Regions from separate parts of the Homo sapiens genome. Here region 1 is linked to region 2. Evidence: chromatin loops called from intact Hi-C (ENCODE). Cell type or tissue: chondrocyte. All regions are shown on one strand. Each heading gives the region's core, and the rest is flanking DNA. Links, peaks and the distances in the headings are about the cores only.

Region 1 (15,066 bases), core at 3,337-11,336, 50 kb after region 2:
TAGGAGTGATCTCGGGGTAAACCACACACTAGTGGAGTCTCCTACAGAAAAAGCCGATATGATGGGAATGATGCAGAATCCCTCACCTCTGTGGATCCTTCGTGCCCATTCTCTGTCTGGCTCCTCACACCAAGCCCTAGAGACATCCAAGGCAGAGCTTCCTATTCCCATTACACAGAGGAAGAAACTGAAAGCCAGGAAGAAGATGATAATATGAAAAACCATAGCTAACTTTCATTGAGCACTCACTAATTTGCCAGGTAAGGCACTAAGAACTTTGCATGCATTATCTCATTTAATCCACACAAGTGCCCTAATGAGGTAGGCATTATTGCTCTTCCCATTTTACAGATAAGGAAATTAAGGCAGATCTGCCAGATGTCCAAGCCCACACTCATAATCACTGGCTACACCTGCCCCTGCCCAAGAACCACACGGTGAGACAGTGGAAGGCTCAGGAGCCAAGCCCGGGTCTTCTAACTCCAGGTTGAGTGCTCTTTCCCTGCTGCCGTTCTGCTTCCTTGTGGTGAGTGGAAGGACGGCTATTCTAATAATCAGATCTATATAAAAAAGGAACAGGTTGTGTGGGAGGGATTGAGAACCCCATCACTGAGAGGCATCCTAGCCAAAGCGAGATGATCGCTTGGTGGAGTGCTATGGAGGTAATGGGGGTGGGGCTTAAGGCTCCTTCCAGACATGGGGAGGCAATGAAATCCATTATAGTTGCCAAGAAAACCTCCAGAAAGATGTCTAGGTCCCATCTTTTCTTTCTTCTCTCATGTCATTCATTCCTTCTCTTAATCAACAACTCATTGAGAGCCCACACTGTGCCAGATCCCATGCTATGTAACAAAGGACCAGACAGACATGGGCCCTACCATCCAGAACATATGCTTCAGTGACCTTTATCCCCAGCGAGCCTAAATAGGACTCCTCTGCCAACCAAGATATCCCATCTCTAGACCATGGCTCCTTCTGTTGACTTTCCACCAACTCCTCCTTGATGCTGAAACCAAAGCGGTGCAAATACCACCTTGGAACTCTTAACACGCTGTTGCTGGGAATGTGAATTAGCACAGCCACTATGGCAAACAAAATGGAGGTTTCTCAGAAAATTATAAATAGAACTACCCCCTGACCCAGCAATCCCACTACTGGGTATTTATCCAAAAGAAAGGAATTCAAGTGTACCAAAGGGACACCTGCACTCCCATGTTTCTTGCAGCACTATTCACAATAGCTAAGATATGAAATTAACCTAAGTGTCCATCAATAGGTGGATGAATAAAGAAAATGTGGTATGGATACACAATAAAATACTCTTCAGCCATACAAATGAATGAGATGTCATTCGCAGCAACAGGGATGGAACTGGAGGTCATTATGTTAAGTGAAAATGCCAGGCACAGAAAGACAGATACCGCGTGTTCTCACTCATACGTGGGAGCTAAAAACTTGATCTCATGGGCATAGAGAATAGAATAATTGATACCAGAGACTGGGAAGGGTGGGTAGGTGGGTGGGAGGAGGATAATGAAGAGAAGGTGATTAATGCGTACAAACATACAGTTAGATAGAAAAAATAAGTTCTAATGTTTGATAGCAGACTAGGATGACTATACTTAACAACAAACAATATTTTGTATCTTTCAAAGTAACTAAAAGAGAGGACTTGAAATGATACCAACACATAGAAATAAATGATAAATACTCAAGGTGACGGATACCTCAAATACCCTTACTTGACCATTACACATTCCATGCATAAAACACTTACATGTGCCTTATAAATGTGTTTAACATTACATATCAATAAAAGAAATAAAAATTCATCATAGTTTTAAAATTATAATTAGACTGACGGTTTAAAGAAAAACAAATTTGGAAGATTAAAATGGATTCAATGAACCTGGCCTAACATAATTAGCACAGTTGATCTTTTGTATGTGTATATGGAGTCCTTATTAAAACATTGACATATTCTACAAAGAATAACAAAAATAAAAGGTGATTTCAAGACTTTTGGGGAAAAAAATGCCACTTAGTCTAAGACGCCTTCTCTGGTATTCCTAGCAGAAGTGCTTCTCCTTCTGCCTGGCTCCGTGACCCCTGCAGGTGCCTTCCCTATCTCACAGGCAGTTGGGTTGATCTGCACTGTATTTCACGTAGACGTTGGGTGCAGGGGATGTTCTGCAGGACCACAAGCTCACGGACTGCAGGGACTGTGTCCAATTCTGGTATCCAAATGCCAGGCATCCCAGCACAGATAAGATGCTCATTCATTCATTCATTCATTCAACAAATATGTATTGAGCAGTTGTGAAGTGTCGGGCCCTGTTCGGCCACTGGGTTTCCAATAGCACACAAGGCAGGCAAAAAGCCTGCCCTGGTTTATATTCCAGTGGGAACTACTAGATGAACAAGCCAATGACTAAATGAATATGCATTGAATCCTGAAAACCCTTTTTGAGACCCTACACTTAGAAAAAGGTGCATTTTTGGACTGTTTGCATATCCACCGGTCAAATGTTTATCTACACTAAGTGAGCTCTTGAAGGAAGCCTACCTTCCTCTGTGGCATGAGTGTTTAAAAATTGCCGGAAAGGGATCGTGTCAGAATTAGTCTTCCCTGCTTTGGGAATCCTGAGCTATTGAGATGTTAGCCAAAGGCTTGAATAAAATAAAATAAACTAAGCTTTAGAGTCAGAGAAATAATTCAATTTCAGGAAACACCAGGCCCAGGGACAGTAATAACAAAAATAATCACAGCAAACATTTACACAGCACATACTATGTGCCAGACCCAGGAGAATCTCTGGGTTCCCAACAGACGACAAGGCTATGTCAGAAGGAAGGAGAGGCCATGAGGGGGTTGACCCTGACTAGCGCCATCCCCTGGGATCGGGCCGTTGTTCACTAGGGCTCTAACTGTCCCATGATCCACAGCAAGCTTTGAGGCCCAGTGCATTTGAATTTCCCAGGAATTCAATGGCAGAAAAGACAAAATGTCCCAAGCAAAAGGACATTTACCTCCCTAAAACAGAAAAACTGTGCTCAGGGAAGGAAATTCCTTGGAATAATGGAAGCATCTTTACTCCCTGAAAAGAAGGTTGGAATGCACATTTATTGAGCTTTTACGATATGCCAGGCACTGTGCTTGGATTTGGTTTACACTGTCATTTACTCACTGCTGGGTACTATTTTAATGTGGAGCTATAGCCAGGGATGAAATAGACACTGTCAGTCCCCAGCGCTGACATGCAGTCAGGATGTATCTCTCCTCCTCCCTCCCCTTCTTCTCCTCTTCCTTCGCTTCCTCCTCTCCCTCTCCCTCCTCTACCTTCTTCTCCTCTTCCTCTTCCTGATGTATTCCCCACTTCTCTCATCAACATGTACATGTATTCATGCCATAAACACCCACAGAGCATCCACTACATGCCAGGCACTGTGCCTGACATTGAGGGTGAGGAAGGGAGCAAGATAAACACCAAGGGGCCCATGGTTCATCAGCCCAGGTGCCCAGGCTGGAAACATGAACACCACCTGCAACTTCAGACTTCCTCAGCCCCTTCATGGTTGTTCAACGAGTCCTGCAATTAGACCCTTTCCCTCCATCTCCACTGCCAAAGCCTTAGCCCAGATCTTCACCCTCCCTCACTATGGTCACCATCCAGCTCCCTCAGCCTCCCTCTGGTGTTGCCTTCTCCAGCTCTTTCTCTGCAATGCAGCCAGAGGGACTTCTGTAGAACACATCTAGATCTGTTTGCTCCCTTACTCAGAGCCTTACGTGGCTACCCTCAGGAGAAAGTCCAAGCTCCCTGACCAGGTATTCAAGGCCCATCCTGACCCCTCTTTTTTTTTTCTGTCTCTCTTTTGGGGACTGAATTTTGCTCTTGTTACCCAGGATGGAGAGCAATGGCGCAATCTCAGCTCACTGCAACCTCTGCCTCCTGGGTTCAGGCGATTCTTCTGCCTCAGCCTCCTGAGTAGCTAGGATTATAGGTGCCTGCCACCACACCCAGCTAATTTTTGTATTATTAGTAGAAACGGGGTTTCACCATGTTGGCCAGGCTGGTCTCAAACTCCCGATCTCAGGTGATCCACCCACCTCGGCCTCCCAAAGTGCTGGGATTACAGGCTTTAGTCACCATGCCTGGCCCATCCTGACCCCTCTTGCTCCAGTAGGGTTGGACTGGCAGGAGATGAGCTATGGATGGTGAAGCAGTTGGTTCCCAACCAGCCACTGACTCCTTATCAGCGAGGTACACATGCACACAGACCCCCGTACCCACCCAGAGACACACGGGCACAAACACACACACTCAGGTGCACCCTGGGGTATAAACAAGCAAGTCCATTTATGCTGACACACATGCATGTAGACATAGCAGCCAGATTACCAAACCGAAACACAAGATGACCAGTTACATTTGAATTTCAGATGAATAACATGTTTTTAGTATAATTATGTTCCAAATGCTGCATGGATAAATTTATACTAAAAAATAATTTGATGCTCATCTGAAGTTCAGATTAAATTGAGCATCCTGTATTTTATCTAGTGACTCTACAAACAGAGAACAGCTAACACAAGCACCAACCCTACACATACATATTACACAGCTTACACACTTATACATGTTACATACTTATACTACTTACACGGGCAATTCACGTGTGAACGTGCGCCTCACACTGTCGTGTATTCTAGACTAATGGGCATCTCACTGCCCACGACCAAACCGGAACATTGGCCAGCTGCAGAAAGCTCTTCAGGGAAACATTTATTCCGTGAATAAATGCCTAATTAACAGGAATTCCTGGACATCCAGCTCCTAGAATGTTGTGTGCCCAAAGTAATCCCTGCGGAAACTGGGCTTTCACTAAGCACAATGCCCTGAGTGGATGGCAGCAGGGAGAAGGGTCTATGGGGCTGAGCCTCTCATTCCCTCCTGTTCTTTTCACAGATTTCCAGAGCAGAGTTCAGGGCCTATAAACTCCCTTTCCAAATAAGACCTCCTTGTCCCAGCTGGAAGCCTGCCTAGGATCATGAGAAAGTCACAGAATTTAAAGCCAGACAGAAATATGTTCACAAATTCGACTTCCACATATCTGCGCTGTGTCCTTGAGCAAGTCACTTGCCCTCTCTGTAGAATGGAAATGTTCCACTAATAAACCAACTCCTTTGGGTTACAAGTGTTACTAAATAAGATAATGTATGTGGACGACGTTTTTCAGAGTTTTGGATAAAAACTAGCTCCTAGGGTTGTAAGTGACGCACAGAAGAGGAGAATGTGATAAAACTTTGGGACAACTAAAATCAGGCATTAGTGTCAATTAAGTACTGCAAAGTCACATCCTAAGTAAATTAGGTTCTAAACTCAGCACATACAGGGAAAATGCTTATGTCCAAAACACTCTGAAAGCCTTTTAGGATTGTGTACACAGCGTTGTACAATGGCAAACAAGAATACTTACGCACACTGGAAATTCAGGACCTCTGACATAGACCGAAGGGAGAAACAAAAGGAACTTCTTCTATGCAAATGTCTGGGCATATTCTGATTTTAAAATGGCCAGCAAATCCCTAGTGATTAATGGCAAGAGTGGAGAATACTGAAACTTCTTCTTGCCTGCAGGGTTTCCTCTATTATTTTAAAACACTGAGCCTCTATGTAGTCAACATTAATGCTTGTTCCTCAGTTTTTCTGGTTATTTTCCACCTGAGCACACAATAGGATTGTATGTCCCTTCCTTTGGCCTGTGAAATGGGAAGTGGTGTGTTACCACCAGGCAGAAGCATTCTAGTGCTGCTAAGAGATTCTTCATCTTCTCCTCCCCCTGCTGCAGTGACCCACAGCATTCCAGGTGGTGAACCTTGAGTATCTAAGACAGGTCAGTGTGAACGATGACCCCACAAACCTACAATGAATGTGGAGCATGAGTGAGAAGTGAGCCTTTGCTATTTTAAGCCATGCATATTTAAGAGTTGTTTATTACTGAAGCAAAATCCAGCCTATCCTGACTAATACACTTTAACATTTTAGTACATATTAATAGATTTGTTTGTTGTTGTGAAGCTTTTTTTTTTTTTTTTAAAGACAGAGTCTAGCTCTGTCACCCAGGCTGGAGGGCAGTGGCACAATCACAGCTCACTATAGCCTTGACCTCCTAGGCCCAAGTGATCCTCCCACCTCAGCCTCCTGAGTAGCTGGGACCACAGGCATGTGCCACCATGCTCAGCTAATTTTGTTTGTTTGTTTGTTTGTTTGTAGAGAAGGAGGTCTCACTATGTTGCCTAGGTTGGCCTCAAACTCCTGAGCTCAACGGACCCTCCTGCCTCAGCTTCCCAAAGAGCTGGGAGTGAGCCATATCGCCCATCCAGAGGGGAGGAAATCCTAAAATTACCTTGTGATAAATGCTTGAGGTGTTGGATACGCCATTTACCCTGATGTGATTATTAGGCATTGCATGCCTATATCAAAGTTTCTCATTGAACCCATAAATATATATATATACCTGATATACCCATAAAAATTAAAAATTAAAAAATAAAATAACTTGTAAGTTAGATGAGCCTGATGCAACATCACTGTAATTGCATACCCTGCCTAGCCTACTTCCAAACAGAATCTGTGGTAGCTTAGTAAATCAAAATACATACTGGCAAACAGAGTCACTAAAATAACAATAGAGGAGAGAGAGGAATCCATTCAGGGAAGATGGGAGAGGATTGTACTTGGAAGTTTTGCCAAAAGCCAAGAATGACAGGTTGAACCACGGATCAGTGAAAGCATTTAGGAGTAGGCATTAGAAGAAATTCTTGGTACCAAGAGGCTCTGGGCCAGAAGGCTGGGAGGGAGGAAACCAATGTTTATTTTGTGCCTGCTATGTGCCAGATACTGTGCTATATGCATTGAAAATGTAATTTCTTTATTATTCTCATTAAAACTCAGGGAAGTAAAAACAGGCTCAGAGAAGTCAAATAAGTTGTCTGAGGTCACACAGTAGAAGACTAAGGATTCGAATCCACATTGGTCTCAGTCTTACATCAGTGCTCTTATTGGAGCCATCGGGGGCTGAGTCTGGGAGGTTGCACTCCCTACCACTTGTTCCAGACATGGTTGCAATGTAATGTGGCAGCAAGCTAGCATTCTCTTCCCAATAGCTCGGACGTGAAGCCCTGTTGGAGGGGACCATGGTGTCCAGGTCTGCCCCACACAGGGTGGCCCTGCTTACGACTTCCTGTCCTGTACCCACAAGGGTCCCAGTCTCCTTGGGAGTGTCCTGTGAAGAGGAAACCACATTCCAGGCCCAGATGCAGACAGCTGTGTGCTTCCTCCAGCCTGTGGTGACTCATACTGGGACAAGAAAGCCGCTTCTTTGCCTGGATTCCCTGTCCCAAAACCCTAATCTGGGGAAAGCTGCCTTAAGCTCCCTAAACACAAGGCCCTGTCCGGGCGGCTGGCGCTCTCGAGGGTGGGGTGCACCGATGCTGTCCACCGAGAGCAGGGTCCAGAACAAAGAGGAAATTCAGGGCAGGAGATCATTTTTTTCTCCCTGGCGAGGCTCCTGCGGCCATCTGGCTGAGAGGGCTGTTATTCAAACCTCTGGATCGAAGTCTGTTTGTTTTTTAAGAGTTTGCAGCTGATTATTTTCATCAAATTCCCTGCAGCCAACTGCGCTGGCTCCTTTAGCAGGCAAACCTGTGCAGCCAACATGTCCTCTCGGCTGGGTTCACCGCTCCCCTAGCAGGGAACCAGCAGCATCACTCTCTTCTTATCAATAAGGGCCCCTAGGCCAGGGCAGGGCCTTCAGATCTGGATAACTGGGCCAGCCAACCAGTGGTCTAGCTGACATCAGAGACTGGCATAAAGGAGGGACACTTGGGAAATCAGAAAGCTCCTGGTGGCCAGACCAGCTCCAGTGGCCTTTGGTATAATCATTCCAGCTCTGAAAAGGTAGCACCAGTCCTTCCGGGGTATCTTCACTGTGCAGAAAAGCGGTGAAGAAGCCGGGCATGGTGATTCACGCCTGTAATCCCAGCACTTTGGGAGGCTGAGGCGGGCAGATCACGAGGTCAGGAGATCGAGACCATCCTGGCTAACACGATGAAACCCCACCTCTACTAAAAATACAACAAATTAGCCAGACGTGGTGGTGGACACCCGTAGTCCCAGCTACTCTGGAGGCTGAGGTAGGAGAATCACTTGAACCCGGGAGGTGGAGGTTTCGGTGAGCTGAGACAGCACCACTGCGCTCCAGCCTGGGCAACAGAGCGAGACTCCGTCTCAAAAAAAAAAAAGAAAAAAGAAAAAAGAAAAAAAAAAAGAAAAAAAAAGAAAAGCAGTGAAGATCTCAGAGATCTGTAGAGAGGATTGAGCTGGAGTTCAAATCCAAACTCCAACACTTTTGTTAAATGGCAACTGAGTCTTCATTTATTCCTTTGGAGATTGGGAATAGTAACACCTTATCTCCCCGCACTGCCGTGTGTATGTATGTAAATATATACACATAGAATAATACATATGAAAGGCCTAAGACCATGCCTCCACGTAGCACGTTCTCAATAAATATTATTAGTTTCCCCTTTTCATTTCTTCAAGCATATGACAACTTGGTCTTTCACTCCCCTGGTGTGGAGGACAGGTGAGCAGCTGGTGCTCCTTGCCATAGCAAAAAAAGTGTGCAGAGACTGGGAACTTTCCTTCAAGAGGCAATGAGAATGAGCCATCTTCAAAGTAATTGCACAGACCATGAACCGATAACTTTTTTACCCAGAAAGTAAAATCCAACTTGTTTGGTAAGATATGAGCTGAGTTACTCAATATGATTTCTGGACATCGGCCTGTCTTTGGGGTCAGAGTGATGGACTAGGGCTATTCGGAGGGAACGGAAATGATGGTTGTTCTGCACAAAGCAAGAGAGGTCCCCTGTACCATAGCAATCACAAAAAGCTCTATATGAAAGGCTCCCTCCTTTATCTGAGAATCTAGGTTAGGGCAATTTCTAAACCAAACTTTTTTTTTTTCTTTGTACTTTAACTACTCAGCTCTTCTGCCTTTTGGAAATGAGAAAAATGCGGCTTCTTAAAATATCTTGCCTGCCTCCCCACTCCCAGCCTCCTGCCCCGACAGCTGAGACGGCCCCAGATCCTTGGCCCTTTGCCAGGGTGTTCAGAGGGCTCAGCCCCCATGGGCCCGGCAGCTGGGCCTCCAAGGGGAAGGACTTTTGACTCATTCCTGATACCAATCCTGGCCTTGCAGCCTGTTTCTTCCAAGATCATTGTAAGTTCCTGAACCCTAACTCCAAAGACTTGAGTCCTGATCCCAAACCTCAGGCCAGTGGCTATAGCCTGGGCTCCCAGACTTCCCCAAAATCTGTCTGCTGGTCAAGACCCTCCCACAATGCCCATTCCCCAGCTCCTGGCCACCACCCTACTTGCTGCAAGCCCCTCTCTGAGTCAGCAAATGCCACTGCTCCAAGCCCAGCACCAGACTTGGTACACATTGTTGTGTCCTTGAATTAGACCAGGCCAGGCCAGTTCACTTGCAGAATCGTTTCACTGCCTAAGGATACTGTGCCACAGGGAAGGTCACTACCCTGAGGAACTCATCGCACATGGGACAAGAGAGTTCTGTGAATGAACAAATGAATGAATGAATGAATGAATGAATGAATGACAATATAATGCAAATTGTAGTTGAGACTCACAGAACGTGAAAAGGTTGGCCCAGAGGAAAAATAATCCACTCCACCCCAGCGGGTGAGTAGGGAGCCAGGGAAGGCTTTGAGGATAAAAGTCTAACTTGGAGTTCAAAGGTGGAACAGGGAGACCAGAGGGGACAGTCTAGTTGTCGTTGATTCAATGGTCACTTTTATCTTTACTATAATTTATCCCTTTTGTGGATAATGTGCACTTCAGATTCACTTAATTCTAGCTCTTAACTAAAAATTCTGGGTAGGATCTTGTCCTAAGTTTAAAAGTCTGGATTTCTCTCAAGTAGAATTGTTAGTAAAAGGAGCCCTAGATGTGGAGTCAGAAACACTTGGTCGAAGCCTTGGGTCTGTCAGATCTTTAGGAGAAACTCCTTGATCTCTCTGAGCTTCGGTTTCCTCATCAGAAAAGTGGAGGAAACAATTCTGTCCAGCTCACCTCAGAGGGCAGTTGTATGTTTCAGATGAAATAACATACGTGAACCTGCTTCATGGATACGAGACTCCTCTGGCCCCACGAGAGTTTATTAAAGCAGCAAGACCCGCCATGGGCTGCTCTAACAGCTTATCAAAAAATCACGGTAGCTACAAGAAAAAATCTAAAGCTTCATTTTCCCCCATTTTGCATGCCTATAATTCCTGGGCTTGTTGGTCAATATATGCCTTACAAATGAGCTCTTACCAGGCCTGGCATTTTGTATCTATTTTCTCCTGAAACTATTTTTCAGTAGAGAAATTCTACCTGTGCAACAAAGATGCAGGCTCAAGGTCACTCAGAATGAACTTCTGTGTGTACCAGATGGGTGGTTTTGACACAGCAAGGTGTGTGAGGAAGAAAAGAAGAAAAGAAGGAAGGGAAGAAGGGAGGGAGGGTGCAGCGAAGGAGGGAGGGAGGGCACTCCATTTGAGGAAAAGGAGACCACCTGCCCCTGAAAACCTTCGTGAAGGGTGCAGATAGGTACACACTGCTAATCTGCTCCTGACCTCTCCAGGAGAGGCCGAGGGAGGGAGAGTTCTGGAGAGGTCACCAGAGGTGGAAGTGGCTTTCAATTGCTTTTCAACTGGCTTCTACGGGAAAACAGGAAGAAAGGAATCAAATCAGGGAGCTCTCAAAGGTTGAGGTTCTCAGAGCTGGTGAGAGCCCGTTGATTTCTGAGGCAGAGGACAACTGTGGGAAGAAATGCCAAACACTGAGACCTCGGCTGATGCAACAGAAGAAGGAACCTTAGGTCTGAGTCCAGAAGTGGGGCTCAGATGTGCCTTGCACATGGCCCAGGACAAGTCACTTCTACCCTCTGGGTCTCGGTTTCCCCTTGTATGCAGCTGGAGAGCTGGATTGTGTGAGCTGTAAGCATCTTTCCAGAGGTGACCTGTGTCATCCATGATGAAGCTGTCAGGTGCAGAAACTCAAGTAATGGAGGAGGCTGGTTCCCTGGAGGCCACGCCCCTCCTCTCTGCCTCTCTGTAGATGAGGATTTCCCATCCTCATCTACACTCACTGGTTGAGTTCCTAACAGAAGAAGCCTGCTCGTAGTCATTGACCCAGCCTTACAGGGTCTGTCCACCAGGCTGTCCTGTTTACTCCTCCCAACAACCCTGTGGGCAAATAATAATAACTATGGGCAGCTGAGTGATGTTCTGTGCCAAGCACTCTTCTGAGCCCTTTCCATTTTTACAATAATTTTACTTAATTCTCACCATAATCACATGACATATAGGTATTGTTGTCCCCATTTTACTGATGTCCCCTTGCCCTGCCACACATGAGCAGATGCACAGAAGGGCTCCTCTACATGCCAGTGACCCCAAGCCTCTGAGCCTGACCTCTACCCTCTATAGCCCCTTTGGCTGGAGGAGCTGAACTTCAGTCCCCGGGCCAGCACCTGCCTGCTTGCATTAGGCCTTTAATTCTTCCTTTAATTCTTCCTGGCTGTCCTTGGCTCTGGTGTCCCTCCTGCCAAAGGGGGATCTTGAGAAATCATTCTCCTGATGCCACTCAGGTGGGCTGGGTCTTCAGGGAGAGGATGCATTTCTTCTTACAAGTCTGCTCCTCCCAGGAGAAGAGGCGGCCCACCCAAGTCTCCCCAGGCAGCCTGGACAAGTGTCTGTTCTAGGAAACTGGCCCAATGTTTCTTCCTTCCTCGCCTCCCAGAGGACCCAGGATTATGTCTGCAGAGCCAAGCCGTCCACCTGCATCCCAGATCCCAAGGCCTCCCTCCCGGCACTTCCTGCCCTCCCTGGCAGCCCCATCTCTCTCCTGCTATACTGATTCCTTCCCATTGTCCACAGCTAAAATGCGGCAGAGAGCGCCCCAACCTCAAGTCAGGAGACTGCAGATAAAATCCGGCTCTGACACTGACTGAATATGTGACTCTAGACAAGGTCAGTCATCTTGCCGAGTCTGTTTCCTTACCTGGGGATTGGAGTTCTGAGGTTATGGTTCAGCACTTTCTCTCCAGTCTGATTTCCTGCTGCTTCTCCTCTTGCCACTTCTGTTCCATCCAGACCCGTCTCCTGTCCGCAGATTATGTAAGAAATTTATTCAATAAATAGGCTGAGCACACAAGCCCTGATATGAAGAAGTCTACAGAACAGTGGGACAGGGAGATGATAAACAGGCAATCACAAGTCAGTGTCCCGAGAACTGTGAGGCCCAAAGTGGAGGGTGCTGGCTGGGAAACTGAGGAAAGGCATCACGCGCAGGCTCAGAATGCCCGTGAAGGCTTCCCAGGGAGGAGGCAGCAAGCCAAGAGCTGAGGGCTGGTAGGAATCAGCCTCTGGGCCAGGTGGCTCACGCCTGTAATCCCAACACTTTGGGAGGCCAAGGCAGGCACATCACTTGAGGCCAGGAGTTCGAGACCAGCCTGGCCAACATGGTGGAACCCCGTCTCTACTAAAAATACAAAAAAATTAGCCAGGCGTGGTGGCATGCACCTATAATCCCAGCTACTCTGGAGGCTGAGGCACGAGAATCTTTTGAACCCGGGAGGCGAAGGTTGCAGTAAGCCAAGATGGCACCCCAGCCTGGGCGATAGAGTGAGACAGTCTCCAAAAAAAAGATTCAGCCTCTAAAGAGTGGGGAAGGGGAAGAAGGGGAAGAATAAGAATATTTCAGGCAGAGAGAGCAGCGTATCCCAAGACCCTCAAACAAGAAAAGGTCAGTAGATTAGGGGAAATGTATATGGTTTAGTTTGATTGGACAATATCATGCCCATAGGTATGCATACCCGCATGTGTGCATGTGTGTGTCTGTATGCTCAGCCATGTTGGGGCAGGGGAGGAGAGAGAGGTGAGCCTGGAGAGGTGAGCAGGCACCGACTCCTCACACAGAGCCTGTGGGTCACTCGAGCGTGGGTGTTTTACAGGGAGCAGTGAGGGCCCACTGGAGGGGTTTTAAGCAGGGAAGGGGCATGATCAGGTTTGCATTTTAGAAAGATTCCTCTATCTGCCATAGAAGATAGAAGAAAGAAGGAGAAATTTGATTTTTTTTAAAGAAAAATATTGACAACACCAAGTGACTGTGAAGATGTGAAGCCACTGGAATTCTTATTTCACAGACACTGGAGGAGTGCACATATAATGTGGCACTGCCATTTTAAAGAATCTTTAGCAACACCAGTAGAGTTGAAGATCTGTGTATTTTTGGCCCAGTGTCTTAGTCCATCCAGGCTGCTATCACAGAGTGCCATAAACTGGAGGCTGAAAAGTCCAAAGTCAGGTTGCCAGCAGATTCAGTGTCTAGTGAGGGAATCACCACCTGGTTCATAGATGTTGCCTTCTTGCTATGTCCTCACATGGTGAAAGGAGCGAAGGAGCTTTCTCTGGCCTATTTTATAAGGACACTAATCCCATTCACAAGGGCAGAGCTCTCATCACCTAATCACCTTTCAAAGTCCCCACCTTCTAATACCATTACCTTGGGGATTAGGTTTCAACATATGAATTTTGGAGGGACACAAACATTCAGACCATAGCACCCAGCAATTCCGTTTCTTGGTTTCTACCCTAGGAGAAAACCACATACACATGTGCCCAAAGAGGTATATGGAAGGATATTCACTGCAGTGCCATTTTTAATAGTGAAAAAGTAGAAACAAGCTAACCAGGCATCTATAGGGAAACAGGTAAACTGTGATTCATTCACACAATGGGATGCTATACAGCAGTTAAATGAATTAACTAGATCTCCCCTGATATAGTTTGGAAGTTTGTCTCCAAATCTCATGTTGAAATGTGATTCCCAATGTTGGAGGTGGGGCCTGGTGGGAGGTGATTGGATCATGGGGGCAGATCCCTCATGAATGGTTTAGCACCATCTCCCCTTGGTGATGAGTGAGTTCTCACTCAGTTCACGTGACATCTGGTTGTTTAAACGTATGTGGCACTTCCTCCCTCGCTCTCTTGCTCCCACTCTGGCCATGTGACATGCTGGCTCCCTGTTACCTTCCACCATGATTGTAAGTTTTCTGAGGCCTCACCAGAAGCAGGTGCCAGCACCATGATTTCTGTACAGCCTGCAGAACCATGAGCCAATTAAACTTCTTCTCTTTTTAAATCACCCACCCTCAGGTTTCCTTTGCAGCAATGCAAGAATGGCCTAACGCATCCTTGTATCAAGAATAAATCTGAAAAACAATGAGCAGTGGAGAAAGAAAGACAAGTTGCAAAATGATATGAACCTTATGTATGTGAGCATTACCAATGAAAATACACAAAATGCCACATATGCTTTGTGAATACAGCATCAGTAGAAAAAGTAGAAAACCGCGTAGGAATGATGGTCAATCTAACAGAACATTAGAAAGGGGAGGGAGGGTTAAGGGGTAGAGCAGGAATTCAGCTGAAATTGTTATATTTCTATAAAAGACAGAACTGAAATGAATATGCAGAAATGTTTATATCTATTGAATCTAAATGATGGTATCTTGGTGACCCTTGCATTGTTTACTATACTTTTTGATATGATTGAAGTATTTTATCAATTAAAAAAAAAGATCGACAATACCAATCCATTGGTGGGGAACAAGACAAGAAGGAGGCAGATATGTTGAAGGCTTAGGCTGTGTCCAGGCAAGGGATGCTAGTGACTGGGACCAGGATGGGGCCCAGGGGGATGTAGAGAAACGGATGTAAATGAATGATGTTCAGGAGGTAGAATGCACACAGCTCTGCTTGTGTGAAGTCCTTCCTTCCTTCTCCCCTCTAATCTGGGGCACCTAAATGGAGTTCTGCCTTCTCCAGGAGACTTCCCCAGCTATGCCAGTCCACGGAGTTCTCTCTACTCTTCCATCCCATAGCCTTTGCAGTATTGCTCACTCCTGGGGGCACTTTATGCAACAATGCCTGAAC
Region 2 (15,066 bases), core at 2,705-10,704:
GCCATTTTCAGATGAGATGACTGAAGCTGAAGGAGCTTAAGACTGCAGGCCTTAACTGCAGTGGTTGGGACTTCCCAGCTCTTGCTACTCTCAATTCTTTTTCCTTTAGGAGACTGGAGTCAGAGAGCCTCAAATGTCCAGCCAAGGAGACTAAAATTTATGCAACAGGCAACCGGGTGCCTTGGCAGATTCCTGAGGAAGGTTCTAGCTGACCATTTTAGGAGGAATCCTCATTTCACCCCAAGCTGCTGCCCTAGGCAGTTGGGTCCCCTTTCTTTTTCTTGCCAAGGAGAGGGTGGAATTGGGTGATCTGGAATGTGGTGCGAAGGCGATAGTTTGGCAACAGCAGGAGACATACTTTCTTGCAGCCTCTCAGCACTTGGCATGTTATGCCCTGGGCAAAATCAAGCTGCCCTGGGAACAGCCCGGGGCGTCCCAACAGATGAGCTTGTGTGAATTCAGCCAGGGCAGACAAGCAGCGCAGTCAGAACGAGCTCATAGCTTCAGTGGGCACCGTGAAATCTCGCCTACATTGGCCAAGGCGCTGATGAAGAATCAGGGTAACCTTCAGAGCTGGGAAGAACCTCAGAAAATACCCAGTCCAATGTCCCCAAGATGAGAAAACTGATGCCCAGACTGATGGTGTGACCAGCTCGAGCAGCTTTGGCATGTTGTATTCCCCCCACTGTAAGATCCAGGCCACTCTCTCCCATGACCCGGAAGATGGCATGGGAAAGGGCCTCATACAGAGCTTGGTACACACTAGGTACCCAATGTAGAAAGGAATGCATTTGAATCTGTGGTGGGGACCTGTGGTTCACATGCAATGACGTTGATGCTGCTGAGTAGGGGAAAAGAAATAACCAGAGAAATTTGTCCGAGGGTTGTTGTCAAACACACTGTGTCTTTCTACAGACTTTCCTGCTCAGTTGTGCAAAGAGACACACTCTCTGTGGGATGCTGGAGCCCCATTTGGCTCCAAAATGGGATTTGAGTTTAAGGGAACAGCCAGAACAGATGGTGACCCTGAAGTCATATTTTGAAACAGGCTGACTCTTGTTTAATTTAGATGAAAGTACAGCTTGACAGTCTCCAAATGTTTGCTGGAGGAACAGCCTGTGGACCACCAGAATAATGGGAGAGGGAATCAGACCTTCCAAGATGAAAACCCAGTGGACACCTCCTAACTAGAGACCAAGAATGGGGGGGTGGGAGGGGAGGTGACCTCGGGGGAACCCCAGGAGGACCAGCCTCCCCCAGAATGGTGCAGGGCAAAGGACGTGGAATTTGATGCCAGAGAAACTTGTATGTAAGTCCCTGCTCAGCCACGTACTAGCCAGGTGATCTTGGGCATGTTCTTTAACTTCTCTGAGCCTTAGCTTCCTTATCTGGAAATAGAGGTGGCAATACTTAGCTCTCAGGGTGGTGGCACAGGGCAAATGTCAGGTGCTAAGCATATTCTGTCCATTTTGTTCATTCATTCATTTGTTCATTCACAAATGACTATCAAGCACACACCGTCACATGCCTGGCACTGCAAGTCATGGAGATTTGGGGTGAACGGGATGGGCATGACCTTAACTTTGTGGGATGGATGGCTCAGCACTGGGTTCCCCATCCCTGGCTCTGAGCACTCCTGGGCATTACCTGCTGAGTAGCTCATATAGCCTCAGGAGGTAGGACTCCTATACCCATCACCCACCACCACCATCCAGATGAGGAAACCCACACTCTTTCTGAGCAATGTGCCCAAGTCACATAATTAAAAAAAGTGTTGAACCAGGATTTAAAGTTCATGTGATGTTTCCAAAGCTCAGCTCTAACCACACACTACTGTCAAGCACATCCCTGAGAATGGTACGGATGTGATCAAGCAGCACTGGGGAATTTCAAAATGGAGTGATGCCACCCACCTGGATATCAGAAGACGTAGTTCCAGACCCAGTTCTAGAACAAGGAACCTGTTGGGAGTCACATCGCTAAAATGTGTGTGACTCCCAGGAAGTTCCTTGCTCTCTTTGAACCTCCATCTTCCCGTCTGCAATTTGGGGGAGCTGGAATAGTTGATCCCCAAAGTCCAGCATTTTCTGAGGCCTCAGGTTCCCAGTGGGTTCTGATGGGAGTAAGGTGTTTGGGGGGACTTGCAGGCATTGTGAGAAGTGAGGCCCAGTGGGTCCTAGCTACCTAAGGTGCATAAATGGTGAACTGTGCCTTCTCACACAAGGAGCCTACGCTATGCAGCATGGACCACGCTGGGTGGAAGGCTGCCTCCAAAGAGTGATTCTTGGAAATCTTGAACCTGAGCAAGGCTGACCAGCCTCCCACATGCATATGCATGACAGCATTCTTCACATTCCACCCAAGATCTCCATGCTAAAGCAGCTCCACACGCTATTCCTGGAAAGGTAAACGTGGATGGAGAAATGAAAGCTTCTCATGGCCATCAACACACACATTTCTATTCATTCCAGAAGCATTTATTGAGCACCTGCTGTACAGCAGGCACTATTCTAAGTGCCGGAGATCCAGCAGTGATAGACAAGTTCCTTCCCTCTTGGAGCTGACAGTTCTAATCCAAAGCTTTGGAGGGCAGTGACCATCTCCATCTTGTCAATATCAAAGCATTAATAGCCCCCTCAACACACAGGTGTTAGGTATCTGTAGACAGAAAATGTCCATGTATCCTTTGCAATAATTCTAAATATCCCCCACAAGTTGGGGACCTCAAATCTGTATATAACATCATCTCTGCTAAAGCACTCTGTCATCAGATAAACCTGAGGGCCTGAGTCTAGCCAAAGAGCCCCCCAGGACCTTGAAAATTTAATTCTCTTGCTTTATCTTTAAAAGCACTTAAGTTTTGAATTCCACTCCAAACATGTGTGTGTGTTTGTTTTAATAATATAAAAATGTTCCAAATTATTCCCCAGTTGTTACTGGTCTCCTCACCACAAATTACCAACCACTGAGTAAAATCCTCCAGGAAATAAACAATGTGGCTCTTCGCATGCTAGTGTCACACAGCCAAGGACTGTGAGCACACCCATTTGAGAAGCAGGTCTCCAAAGGAATGGCTTGGACAGGAGAGGCGTAATGCATCCCCCACGTCTCACGGGTACAACCATGTCTAAAGGAATTGCTCCCCTGAGTGAAAGCATCTAAAAACCTCCCACCCGAGTTATTCCTCCCCAAACCGCATTTCTGTTCCCTGGCAAGAGAATTCTTCCTATGTTTACGGATGCACATTCTCAATACAGAGATCCAGAGAGAGATAAAAAATAAAAAGAGATCATGTCAGACCTGGATGACCTTAGCGCTGGTCCGACCTCTTCGTTGTATAGACGGGAGGAAGCTTTCCAAAGCCAGGACTGACTGGAGTCTAACCGCAGACAGCAATTGTTAGAAACCTTCCTCACTTGCCTCCACCACCTCTTTGCCAGGCAGCTGTCGTGGCCTGGGAGGCCCTGAGAGGCCAAGGTGGACCAGGGGCTCTTTGTGCTGGCTCCGGGCTTTCTTCTGACTCTGCCTTCCTGACATTTTACTGCAAGTCTCTTAAATTCTCTTCTCTTACGCTATGTAAAGGTAGAGACCCTTTGCCCCCGCCCTGAAGCAATTCACTGTCTGATAAGCAGAGGCAGGAGCAAGGCAGGTAGTAGAATCCAGGGCTTGACTGCACTCTACCTAGACCAAAGGCCTTTACCCCGGGTGGCCCTGGGCGGTAGTGCTGCAGGACTGACCGAGGGTGGGAAGCCAAGATGCTCCCCCAGGGCCAGGCTAGGAAAAACGGCTCCTGGGCGAAGGCCCTGCTTTCATCCCAGAAACTTCACCCTGCCTTCCTCCCTCAACGTGTTCGAGCCACATTCAGGCTGTCTCTTCCATCCTCTCCTCATTCTGTTTCTCTGTATCTGGAACATTCCACTCCTCTTCCAGCCCATCATCCCCACCTCCTTTCCTGGCTAAATCTGTTCACCCCTCAGATCTCATCTTAAATCCCATTCCTTGGGGAGACTCTCCTGACACCCTGGTACAGATGAGAGTGTCCTGGCATGTGCTTTCATAGCTCTCATTGCACTTTCTAACATTTTCTACCATTTATAAACATAAAGAGTCTTTTTGTACAATCCTTTATTTAGCATCAATGTCCCCCATTAGACTATAGGATCCTAGAGGGCAAGCAGCAAGCCTATCTTGCTTTTCATTTTCTGCCCAGGATATCACACATTGCTTGTATTCAGAGAACAGTCAATACATATTACATAAAAGTGGGTAAACAAATGGATGAATGAGAAAGCCCCCAGGTTACAACAGGCAGAATGGCCATTTCTACCAAGGGCAGAAACTCTGGAATGAATTCCATCCCACCCACTTTGCAAAGTCCTTGTTTAGCTATGTTTCACTTTCCCCACATCAGATTATGATTGTTTATCTCCCTCCACTGGAAGGTCAATGATTCTAAACTCCAAACACAAATGACTTGGTCCTGGCCCTTCCCATCCTCAGCAAGATGGACTTACAAATGAGTTCTCACCTCTGATGGAATAAACCCAATACAAGCAATGCTGAGAGAGGACACAGGACAGCTTAGGCACAACATCAGCTAGCACTGAGATGGAACCTTGTTACTGGCCACTCCCCTTCATTAAGGGCTTTCCATGTGCCAGGCACTGTGCTAAGAGCTTGGGGCGTTATTTCGTTTATAGTTTCCTCACTCTACAGATGAGGAAACTGAGGTTTCAAAAGGATTAGTACATTGTCCAAGGTCACCAACTGATACATGCAGAGCCTGGAACCAGGCCAGCTCTATCTGACTGCCCAGATTCAGCACTTGCCCTCCAAGCTACACAGCACTGCAGCTTACACTTGAGTGCCACACACATCACCTGGGGGCCTGGTTAAGGTACAGATCTGATGCCGTGGGTCTAGATCTGATGCTGTGGGTCTAGATCTGATGTTGTGGGTCTGAGGCAGGATTTGGGATCCTGTATTTCTTTTCTTTTTTTTCTTTTTTATTTTTGAAACAGAGTCTCCCTTTGTCACCCAGGCTGGGGTTCGTTCAGTGGTGTGACCTCGGCTCACTGCAGCCTTAACCTCTTGGGCTCAAGCGATCCTCCCACCTCAGGCTCCCAAGTAGCTGGGAGTACAGGCACATGTCACCACATCATGCTAATTTTTTATAGAGATGTTGTCTCACTATGGTGCCCAGGCTGGTCTCAAACTCCTGGCCTCAAGCAATCACCCTACCTTGGCCTCCCAAAGTGCTGGGATTACAGGTGTGAGCCCCTGTGCCCGGCCTTGGGACTCTGTTTCTAATGAGCTCCTGGATGATGCCCATGCTGCTGGTCCAGGGACCACAGTTTAAGCAACAAGTCTATCAAGGTGAAAATGCAGAGGATTTCCATAGGGCAGGCTGAGGAACAGCGCAAGCAAAGGCTTGGAGAAGGGAACATGCATGGTCAATTCAGAGACCAGCAAGCAGTTCAGGGTGGTAGAGCCAGGGTACGGGGAGGGATGTGAGAGGAGAAGAGGCCTTGAACTGCAACCCAAGGAGTGTGGAATGCATTGTGCGTCACAGAAAACATGGAAGCGTTTTGACAGGGGATGTGACATGATGGGACCTGTGTTTTAGACAAGCTACTCTGACTCACAGTGAGAAGCCATGCTAGAGGACAGAGAGATGGGAGATCCTGCTGGCCAGGGAGCTGCTGTAGCAACCCAGCAGAAAGAGGTAACACAGGCCTGAAGCCAGGCAGGGCAAGAAGATAGAAGGGAGAGGTTGCATGCAACAGACATTGCAGGGGCAGAATTAATTTTTTTTTTTTTATGGCAAGATCTCACTCTGTTGCCCAGGCTGAAGTACACTGGCACAATCACAGCTCACTGCAGCCTCATTTCTAAGAGTGGTTCCATTTGAGACTGTGTTGGAATGGTATGCAGCTCAGTTTATGTCTGTGCTCAGCTCCTGTCATCTCTGCACTGTTGCTTTAGTTCATGGAATGGCTGAGAAATTTTTCATAACTTGGAAAGAGTACTGTAGCTTTGTTTTAAAGAAACTAATTCTGGCCAGGCATGGTGGTCTCCTGGGCTCAAGTGATCGATCCTCCTGCCTCAGCCTCCTGAGTAGCTGGGACTACAGGTTCATGCCACCACACCCAGATCATTTTAGTTTTTAGTTTTTTTTTTTTTTTTTTTTGTAGAGACAGGGTCTCACTATGTTGCCTAGGCTGGTCTCGAACTCCTGGCTTCAAGAGATCCTCCCACCTCGGCTTCCTGAAGTGCTGAGATTACAGATGTGAGCCACCATGCCTGGCCAGAATTAATTTCTTTAAAACAAAGCTACAATACTCTTTCCAGGTATGAAAAATTTCTCAGCCATTCCATGAACTAAAGCAACAGTGCAGAGATGACAGGAGCTGAGCACAGACATAAACTGAGCTGCATACCATTCCAACACAGTCTCAAATGGAACCACTCTTAGAAATGGGGCGCATCAGCCATGGCTTCCAATCCAGCCACCCTATCTCCGTGATGAGCCAGCCTTTTCCTCACTTTGCGGAATACTCACTTTGAGTTTCTAAGTCCAGAGAATGGAGGGGACTTGGCAAAGCTCCTGTGACCAGGCCTAGAACCAAGGAATCCGAGCCACTAAACCAGTGCGGGGCATCTTAGAGAACTTCCCTCCGCCGAGAAAATGAAGACATTCAGTTGCAATTTGATATCAGCCCACACTTGCAAATATTAAACAAATAAAGCCACTTCATTCCTTAATGAAAGCTCATATACTAAAAGGGGAGGGGAAGACCCTGAAATGGAGCCATCTACTGCAGACAGTTAGACCTGAAATAAAATTAGAAAATATGTCACATGGAAAAACTCTGCAGTGAGAAATGGTTTCTTCCACCCCTCCTTTTTTTCTTTCTGTGGGAGAGTGAGTAATTTGGCATTTTAACTAGACAGGGGGAATGAGCAGCTGTAGTCTGTTTTGTACCAAATACACACAGTTGCTGGGCAGTTTTGTATCCCACTTTGTGAATGGGATGACAGTGCAGGATGTGCTCAGCAGTGAGATGAACAGGGCTGAGCAGAGCTGAGCCGAATCACTGCCCCCAACTGCCAGAACGTGCGGCCAAACTGAACTCAGATATCCTAGCATGTTCATGCTAACGATGCTTTTAGAATTGTCTTTCCAACCCCTTCATTTCCCAGATGGGGAAACTGAGGCCCAGAGAGGTACAGTGATTTGCCCACAGCAGAAGAAGAGCAAAGGAATGTTAAGGCTGAGGCTCTGGGAGAGTCTCCACCATGTCCCGCACTGTTGCCATAGTTGCCTCCGGCATGTCATGGGCTCCTCCGTGGCTGGTGGCGACCTGAACGTAACAGGGTTCCACTGGGTTATTACTTCAAAAGGCATTGCCTGAGTACTGGCCAGGGGCCAGGCACAGGGCTAGGTGCTGGTGGCATAGAGAACAACCCCAGCCAGGTGTGATGGTGCCTGTACCAGGAGTTTGAGACCAGTCTGGGCAACACAGTGAAACCCCATTTCTTAAAAAAAGAAAAAAAAAGAAGATAGAAAAATTATTCAGGCATGGTGGCGCACACCTGCAGTCCCAGCTACTTGAGAGGCTGAGCTGGAGGACCACTTAAGCCCAGGGAGGTCAAGGCTGCAGTGAGCTGTGATTGCACCACTGCACCCCAGCCTGGGCAACAGAGTGAGAACCTGTCTCACACAAACACACAAAGAGAGAGAGAGAGAGAGAAATAACCCTAGTCTGGTTTTTTCAGAGTGTCCCTTCCCATACTCTAGCTACTCTGGAGACTCTGTTGGTTTGAGATTAGGGTGTGGGAAGGGATATTCTGGGAGATGAGGCCAGGACAGCACTTGGTGGAACTTCAGAGGGCCTCAAATGCCACACTAAGGAGTAGAAGGCTGTATTTATCTTCCAATGCTGCTATAACAAACTACCACAAACTTAGTGGCTTACATCAACACAAGTTTTTTTATCTTACAGTTCTGGAGGTTAGAAGTCCAACACAGGTCTTACTGAGATAAAAATTAAGGTATCAGCAGACCATGGTTCTTTCTGGAAGCTTTAAGGGAAAATCAGTTTCCTTGCCTTTTGCAGCTTCCAGAGGCTGCCTGCATTCCTTGGCTTGTGGCCCCTTCGTCTATTTTCAAAGCTAGCAAACAAGGATGCTCAAGTCCTCTCACATCACACCACTCTGATTTCCTCTGCCTCCCTTTTCCACTTTTGAGGACGCTTGTGATGATATTGGGCCCAACCAGATAATCGGAGACAATCTCCCTCATTTGAGGTCAGCTGATTATCAGCCTTGATTCCATCTGCAGCCTAACTCCCTTTGCTATAGAACCTAATGGAGTGACACGTCCTGGGGGTTAGGCTGTGGGTCCTTCAGAGGGCCATGACCCTGCCTACCACAGATGGTGATCATGGGAAGATGGCAAAGGGTTTTAAGCAGGGAGCAACACAATCAGAGCTGGTTTAGAGTGTTGCTCAAATGTTAAAAGTGCACACGAATCACCGAGGATCTTGTTAAAATGCTATCCTCAGTCCCCTAGATGGTGTGATTCTGATTTATGAGTTCTGGGGGTGAAGCCAGAGATTCTGCATTTCTGCCAAGTTCCCAGGTTATGCTGATGCTGCTGGTCCATGGACCACACGTAGCAAGATGCTAGAAGCAAGAAGATTGAGTGGCAAGAAGCTAGAAGATTACTGTGGCTGCAGTGTGGAGGATGGATTCTAGGGTGGAGAGGATGGAGGCTGGGAGACAGACCTGTGTGCTGATGTCAAGTTGTAATTGAATTTCTTCATTTCACAAGGCTGTGGTGAGAATTTCACATATGAAATACACACACAGATACACATACATATATGTAAATGTACATATAAAATGTATATTATATAAAACATATACATACACACACAGATGTGTGTATGTGGATATGCATGTGTGTATATATAACATATATGTATATCCTATATATTAAAACTTAAAACAGCACCTGGCACATAAAAAGCACTATATAATTATTAGCACAGATCATACTGTTTTTTGGTTGTTGTTGTTTTTTGTTTCTTTGTTTGTTTTTGTTTTTGAGATGGGGACTTTCTCTGCCACCCAGGCTGGAATGTAGTGGCATGATCTCGGCTCACTGCCACCTCTGCCTCTTGGGCTCAAGAGATTCTCCTGCCTTAGCCTCCCAAGTAGCTGGGACCACAGGCGTGCACCACCACGCCCAGCTAATTTTTGTATTTTTAGTAAAGGCAAGATTTTGTCATGTTGGCCCGGCTGGTCACAAACTCCTGACCTCAGGTGATCCATCTGCCTTGGCCTCCCAAAGTGCTGGGATTATAGGCATGAGCCACCATACCCCAGCCATACCCTTGGTATTTTCTTAGGTTCATGTGAAGCACCAGAGCACTGGCCTAGGAGTCAGGATACCTGGTTCTAGACCTGGCTCTCCTGCCAACTTGAACTGTGACCATGAGCTAGTCACTTTCCTTCTCTGAGCTAGACAATCAAGTCAGAACTAGCTAGCCACTAAGATTGTAGTTGGAGAGGAGAAGCAGTTGGCTGGGCCTATTTCAGAGGTTCTGTGTGTAATGCTGTTGAACTTGCAAGAACTTGGGTTCAGCTTGTCATCAGCTAGAATCTCTACTCTATGTTCTGTGAGATGAAATGGTTGTAACTTTCCTATGCCAGAAAAAGCACAGCTTAACTTTTCTTTCATGAAACATTCTATTCTTGATATACATACTATAGGCAGTGCCTACTCTCACCCTGCTCTAGCCCCATCATCCTGCACAGTGGATGGCTGCAGGGTGGTCTTTCAGTGTGGCTGGAGGCGCACATAGACTTTGCTGGTCAAAGGTTCATAATGCTGGGTTTTCACTAAGATCTCCACAGTCCCAGGCTTTGAATGATTCATTCATTAACTTATTCAAATGCTCATTGTGTCCATTTAGTGCCATGTCAGATGCTGGGGAAACATGGATAAATAAAAACGGCTTCCTGCCCTCAAGGAACCCACAGTGATGTGGGAGCAGGGAAGTAAGGAGGCATTGAACTGATCACCAGTGACAGGCCCGATCACTAATCCTTAGAGTAGGAATTGCCCTAATTTACAGATAAGGAAGACAAGGAGTCCCTCTCTGGGACTCAGCATCACCACCTTTGAAAGGAAGCAGTTGGACTGCATTGGTTATTCTCAGCCTTGGCTGCATCTTAGACTGCACCCAGGAGATTTTCAAACCTGCTGGTGTCTGGACCTTATCTCAGATGTATGAAGAATCCCTGAAGAGCTGGAGGACTGGGCACCAGGCCCCCTTGGAATCCCCAAAATGATTCCAAGGTACTGGAGGCCTGATGACCATCAAGGTCCTCATGACATGAGCTCTCACATTCTAATTTCCTGAAAAACCCTCTTCTAGCCCTTCCACAGACATGTGCAAAATGGATGAATGAAGGAGAAGAGTGGAGAGGGAGGGTGGGAGGAGCCCTCAGCTCTTTTGAGTAAGGCCACCATTTGGAGAAGGATGGTGGCACTGTTCCTTTACCTGTTGTCATTTGCTCCTTTTGGGTTAGAGACACAGCAGTAATAGACAAGGCAGGGTGGGCTTGGCGTTCTCATATGCTGTTGCAGGGAGTATAAATTATTATTGCCTGTCTGAACAATGCAACAAAAGCCTTAAAAATGGGCATGCACTAGACCCAACTATTTGTTTTAGGAAATTGTGTTGTGCTAGGAAATAATTGCAGAAGTCGTCAAATACAAAGCTACAAGACTACGATCGTCACAATAGTGTTCATAATAGTGAGCAATGAGAAACAGCCTAAAAGTTTAATTACAAGACAACCAAACAATGAAATACTATTACAAACACAAAAAATATTAGAGACGAGTATTTAATGTTCCAGAGAAGGTGTCTAGATGATTGTTAAGGGGGAAAAAAGCCATCAACTAAACACTAAATGCAATGTACAGAATGTTCTGTTCATATTATGATCTATGTGCATACTTAGGGGTGGAAAATAAACTTGAAACACAGTCCATCAAATGCTAGCAGGGTTTATCTTTGAGTCACAAGATAATATGTGATCTTTTTAAACTCCTCTTTTTGGCCCTAGTTTTTATAATAACTATGTATTATTTTTATTACCAATTTTTAAAATTTTATTGAAAAAAATGAATCTCTTACAAACACTTCTCACATCCCTCTGCCTCTCCCATCTCCTGGTGGAAATGGACATCCCTACTTTGGCAGTGCAGATGCTTGCTTACACTGTGTTAGGAAACTCAGGACAAGCTCCTTAGCATGCAAGCCAGCTTCTGCGCACTGTCTCTACTACTGAACTATGAGTCCCTCCAGGATGGGCACTGAGTCTAATGCGGCTCTTCAGCCATCCTGCCACCTACTCCAGAGAGTGCCTGGGACAGCAGGAAGCCAGGAATAATAGGAGGAAGACAGACATCTGTAAGAGAAGCCATAATACAGAACAGACAGACCATTTTGAAGACTTCAACAGAAATTCCCTTTGGGAGGAAGCTAGTCACAAAAGACTGCCTAGATGGGAGGAGTGTTTTAAGCTGGGCCCCATTTGAGTCCCTCAGTGATGGGAGGAGTAACTCCTAGAGAGGCCTAAGGCCAGGGTGTTGCCTGCAAGCCAGACTCCAGCCAAGCTCTCCAAACCCAGAAAGGGGTTCCCTGGCATCTAAGGTCAGGGGCCCTGGTCACTTGGGAGAGATACCAGGGCCCTCAGAATAGTTTTTTGCCCTGTTCTGTCCTTTAAACCACCCATGGTATGCAACAAATATGAACTGGAGTGGATTGGATTTGGTTGGGTTGGGATGGGTTTGGTTGGATTGGATTAGGTTGGGTTGGGTTGGATTGGGTTGAGTTTGATGGGGTTGTATTGGATTAGGTGGGTTGAATTGGATTAGGTTGAGTTGGGTTGGATAGGGTTGGGTTGGGTTGAGTTTGGTTATAATGGGGATAAAGAGTGGGCTGCATTCATTAGGTGACCAGGGACCCCTGTCTCTCTCATTAGATGTTGACCTGGATCTGCTCTAACCCTAGACTTTTCCTCTCTGTAGTTTGGATAGAGCAGAAGAAGGTAATCAGTCAGCAAACCTGGCTCCTCCCAACACCTCTGATACCACCTTAGCTCCCCTGGGCACTTTGTTGACAGCAATAGGTCATACCCCACAATCTGATGCTCTGACTTTGAGGTCTTATTTGCTTATCCATTCTCCACACTAGACATTAATGCCTTAAATTGAGTCTTATTGTAAGATTGCCTCCTTTTTACAACCCTCACCTACCCACTACCACTGGTACACTCCCATTATCTAATCATACCATGCAGAAATTATGGAATAAGCCAACCTATACTAAAGAATTCGTGGCTTAATGAAGGAGGTAGGCAGGGGTAACTTCTCTTACCAGACTGTAAAACATAGCACAAAGTAACAAGCATCAAAATTGTATGGATTTAAAACGACATACACATATTAGCACAAGAAAGTGATCAGTAATACAGAGATACCAGAAATAAAAGTATATCATTAAAAGAAAAAATATTATATGATAAGATATCACACAACAATGATGGGCAGTACAGTGATGAGGCAATAGCTCACACTTTAATTAGTACTTGGGGGAAACCTGGGGACCACTTTGGAAAAGAACTGGCTTTAGATTATACCCTAATCTGGCCAAGTGTGGTGGCTCATGCCTGTAATCCCAGCACTTTGGGAGGCCAAGTTGGGAGGATTGCTTGAGCCCAGGAGTTCAAGACCAGCCTGGGCAACATAGAGAGACTTAAAAAAAAGAGAGATTATATCCTAATCTATGGTTCATTTTAAGTGATCAAGCTGTAGATATCAAAAGAAAACTGGAAAATCAACTTACATATTTAGCTAGAAGAAAAAAGATAAATGCACAACTTTTGACAAACTGAGGCAATCAGGAATAAGATGAGTAGAGAGAAGCTGGGAAATAAATTTTTATCCAATTAATATAATAAGAAAGATAAAGAGCAAATTAACATTAGAGTGAATTCCAGCCTAACTAGTTATTACACTATTGAAGAAAACGACAGCCCTATAATATTCCCTGAGTACTCAGTCAAGGTCACCCTACAGCTGACAAAGCCATGGAAGAATTGGAATGACTTACACACCACAGAGAACATAGTAAGTTGGTGCATTAGACCACAGGCTAGACTAACCCCTTCATTCCTTCTTTGATTCATTGAAAAAGTATGCTGAGTACCCACTTCATGCCAGTCCTGCACCTGAAATCCCTGTTCCAGGATTCAGAGTTGGACAGGCCCATCCCTGCCTCATAGAACTTCCTATGTAGCAGTTAGGGATGCAGGCAACTAATCAGTGGTCACTGTACAGTCTGAGAAGCCCTGAGACAAAGAGATGCTCATTATGCCTGGGAGAGGAGAGACAGCTTCCCAGAGTAGAATCTTAGAAGGATGATTTGGGGGTCCCCAGGTACTATGGGGGAAAGGCATTTTTAAAATGGTACTGGTAGCCAGGTGCAGTGGCTCACGCCTGTAATCCCAGCACTTTGGGAGGTCAAGAAGGGTGAATTGCTTGAAGCCAGGAGTTTTAGACCAGCCTGGGCAACACAGCAAAACTCTATGCCTACAAAAAATTTTTAAATTAGCTGGGTATGAGGGTATGTAATCCAGCTACTCAGGAGGCTGAGGAAGGAGGATCCCTTGAGCCCAGGACTTTGAGGCTTCAATGAGCTAAGATTGTACCACTGCACTACAGCCTGGGCAACAGAGAAGACCCTGTCCCAAAAAATAATAATAGAATAAAAATGGCACTAGCCTATGCAAAAGCACAGGTGTGGGACGTTGCATGTCCCATTCAGAAGCCTGCCAGTGATTTGATGTGAGCTGAAGTCCATAGGGACTTAGTGTTAGTGGAGGAAGGCAGGGTCCTCTGGGGCCAGGAGCATGACTCCATCTCAGGTACAGTGAGAACCCAGTGAGGGCAATTATACTAGGAAGCATCATGATTAAATAAGAAAAATCCATCTAAATACATAGTAAGAACTGTCCAACCAGTTCTGTTCTTTGATGGGTGAGTTCTTTGGGGGGAAATATTGCCAAAGGAAATAATCCAAAAGAAAAAGGCCATTTGTCTGAAGATGTCCCAGCAGCACTATTTATAATAATGACAAATTGCTAAAGTCCAGCTCTGGACAAAGTGGCCAGCTCTAGACAATTGTCCTTTGGGAGATGGAGACTGCAGGTCAATGAGGCAAAACTTCAGGTGTGACTCCTACCCACATCTCTCTCACTCAGAAAAGCAAATCAGACTGCCAGGGAGCAAGAGTGGGGTGGTTAGAGGGAAGTTCTGCGCTGCTCTGATTCATATGCTTCCCATTAAATCAGGATTTCTCCAGAGAAGATGGTGGCCAAGAAGCACTTGAAAAAATGCGCAACGTCATTTGTCATTAGAAAATTGCAAATAGGCCAGGCACAGTGGCTCACGCCTGTAATCCCAGCACTTTGGGAGGCCGAGGTGGGTGGATCATGAGGTCAGGAGTTCGAGACCAACATGACCAATATGGTGAAACTGTATCTCTACTAAAAATACAGAAATGAGCTGGGCATGCCTGTAGTCTCAGCTACTCGGGAGGCTAAGGCAGGAGAATTGCTTGAACCTGGGAGGTGGAGGTTGCAGTGAGCCAAGATGGGCCGGCCACCAACTCCAGCCTGGGTGACAGAGTGAGACTCTGTCAAAAGAAAGAAAGAAAGGAAGAGAGAGAGGGAGGGAGGGAGGAAGGAAGGAAGGAAGGAAGGAAGGAAGGAAGGAAGGAAGGGGAAGGGAAGGGAAGGGAAGGAAGGAAGGGAAGGGAAGGAAGGAAGGAAGGGAGGGAGGGAAGGAAGGAGGGAAGGGAGGGAGGGAAGGAAGGAGGGAAGGAAGGAGAAAGAAAAAAGAAAGAAAGAAAGAATTGCAAATAAAAACCACAATGAGATGCCATTTTATATCCACTAAAATGGCTATAATTTTAAAAACTG

Evidence for each region. Hi-C counts contacts between places; a loop is a spot of excess contacts. Peaks named below come from ENCODE experiments on the same cell type or tissue, not always from the same donor. Only the 100,000 strongest peaks of a DNase experiment are listed, where the experiment ranks them.
Region 1: it touches region 2 in a loop (3.0-fold over the local background); 8 of 110 quality-filtered maps call a loop at or near these places.

The regions. Positions count from the first base shown.
Region 1 is chr9:98,901,067-98,916,132 of GRCh38, reverse strand. It overlaps ADIPINT (adipocyte associated pyruvate carboxylase interacting lncRNA), which reads right to left and starts at 4,929. Exons shown (of 2, transcript NR_176918.1): 1 at 4,663-4,929. RefSeq lists silencers at 7,421-7,661, 10,072-10,278. In chondrocyte, for the core only: no CTCF peak of the experiment used is centred there; no DNase peak of the experiment used is centred there.
Region 2 is chr9:98,950,352-98,965,417 of GRCh38, reverse strand. The region is part of intron 2 of COL15A1 (collagen type XV alpha 1 chain); the gene reads right to left. Among named protein-coding and RNA genes, the nearest start is that of COL15A1-AS1, 13 kb to the right of the region's middle. RefSeq lists enhancers at 2,078-2,662, 3,163-3,663. In chondrocyte, for the core only: CTCF peaks have their summits at 6,476 and 6,723; no DNase peak of the experiment used is centred there.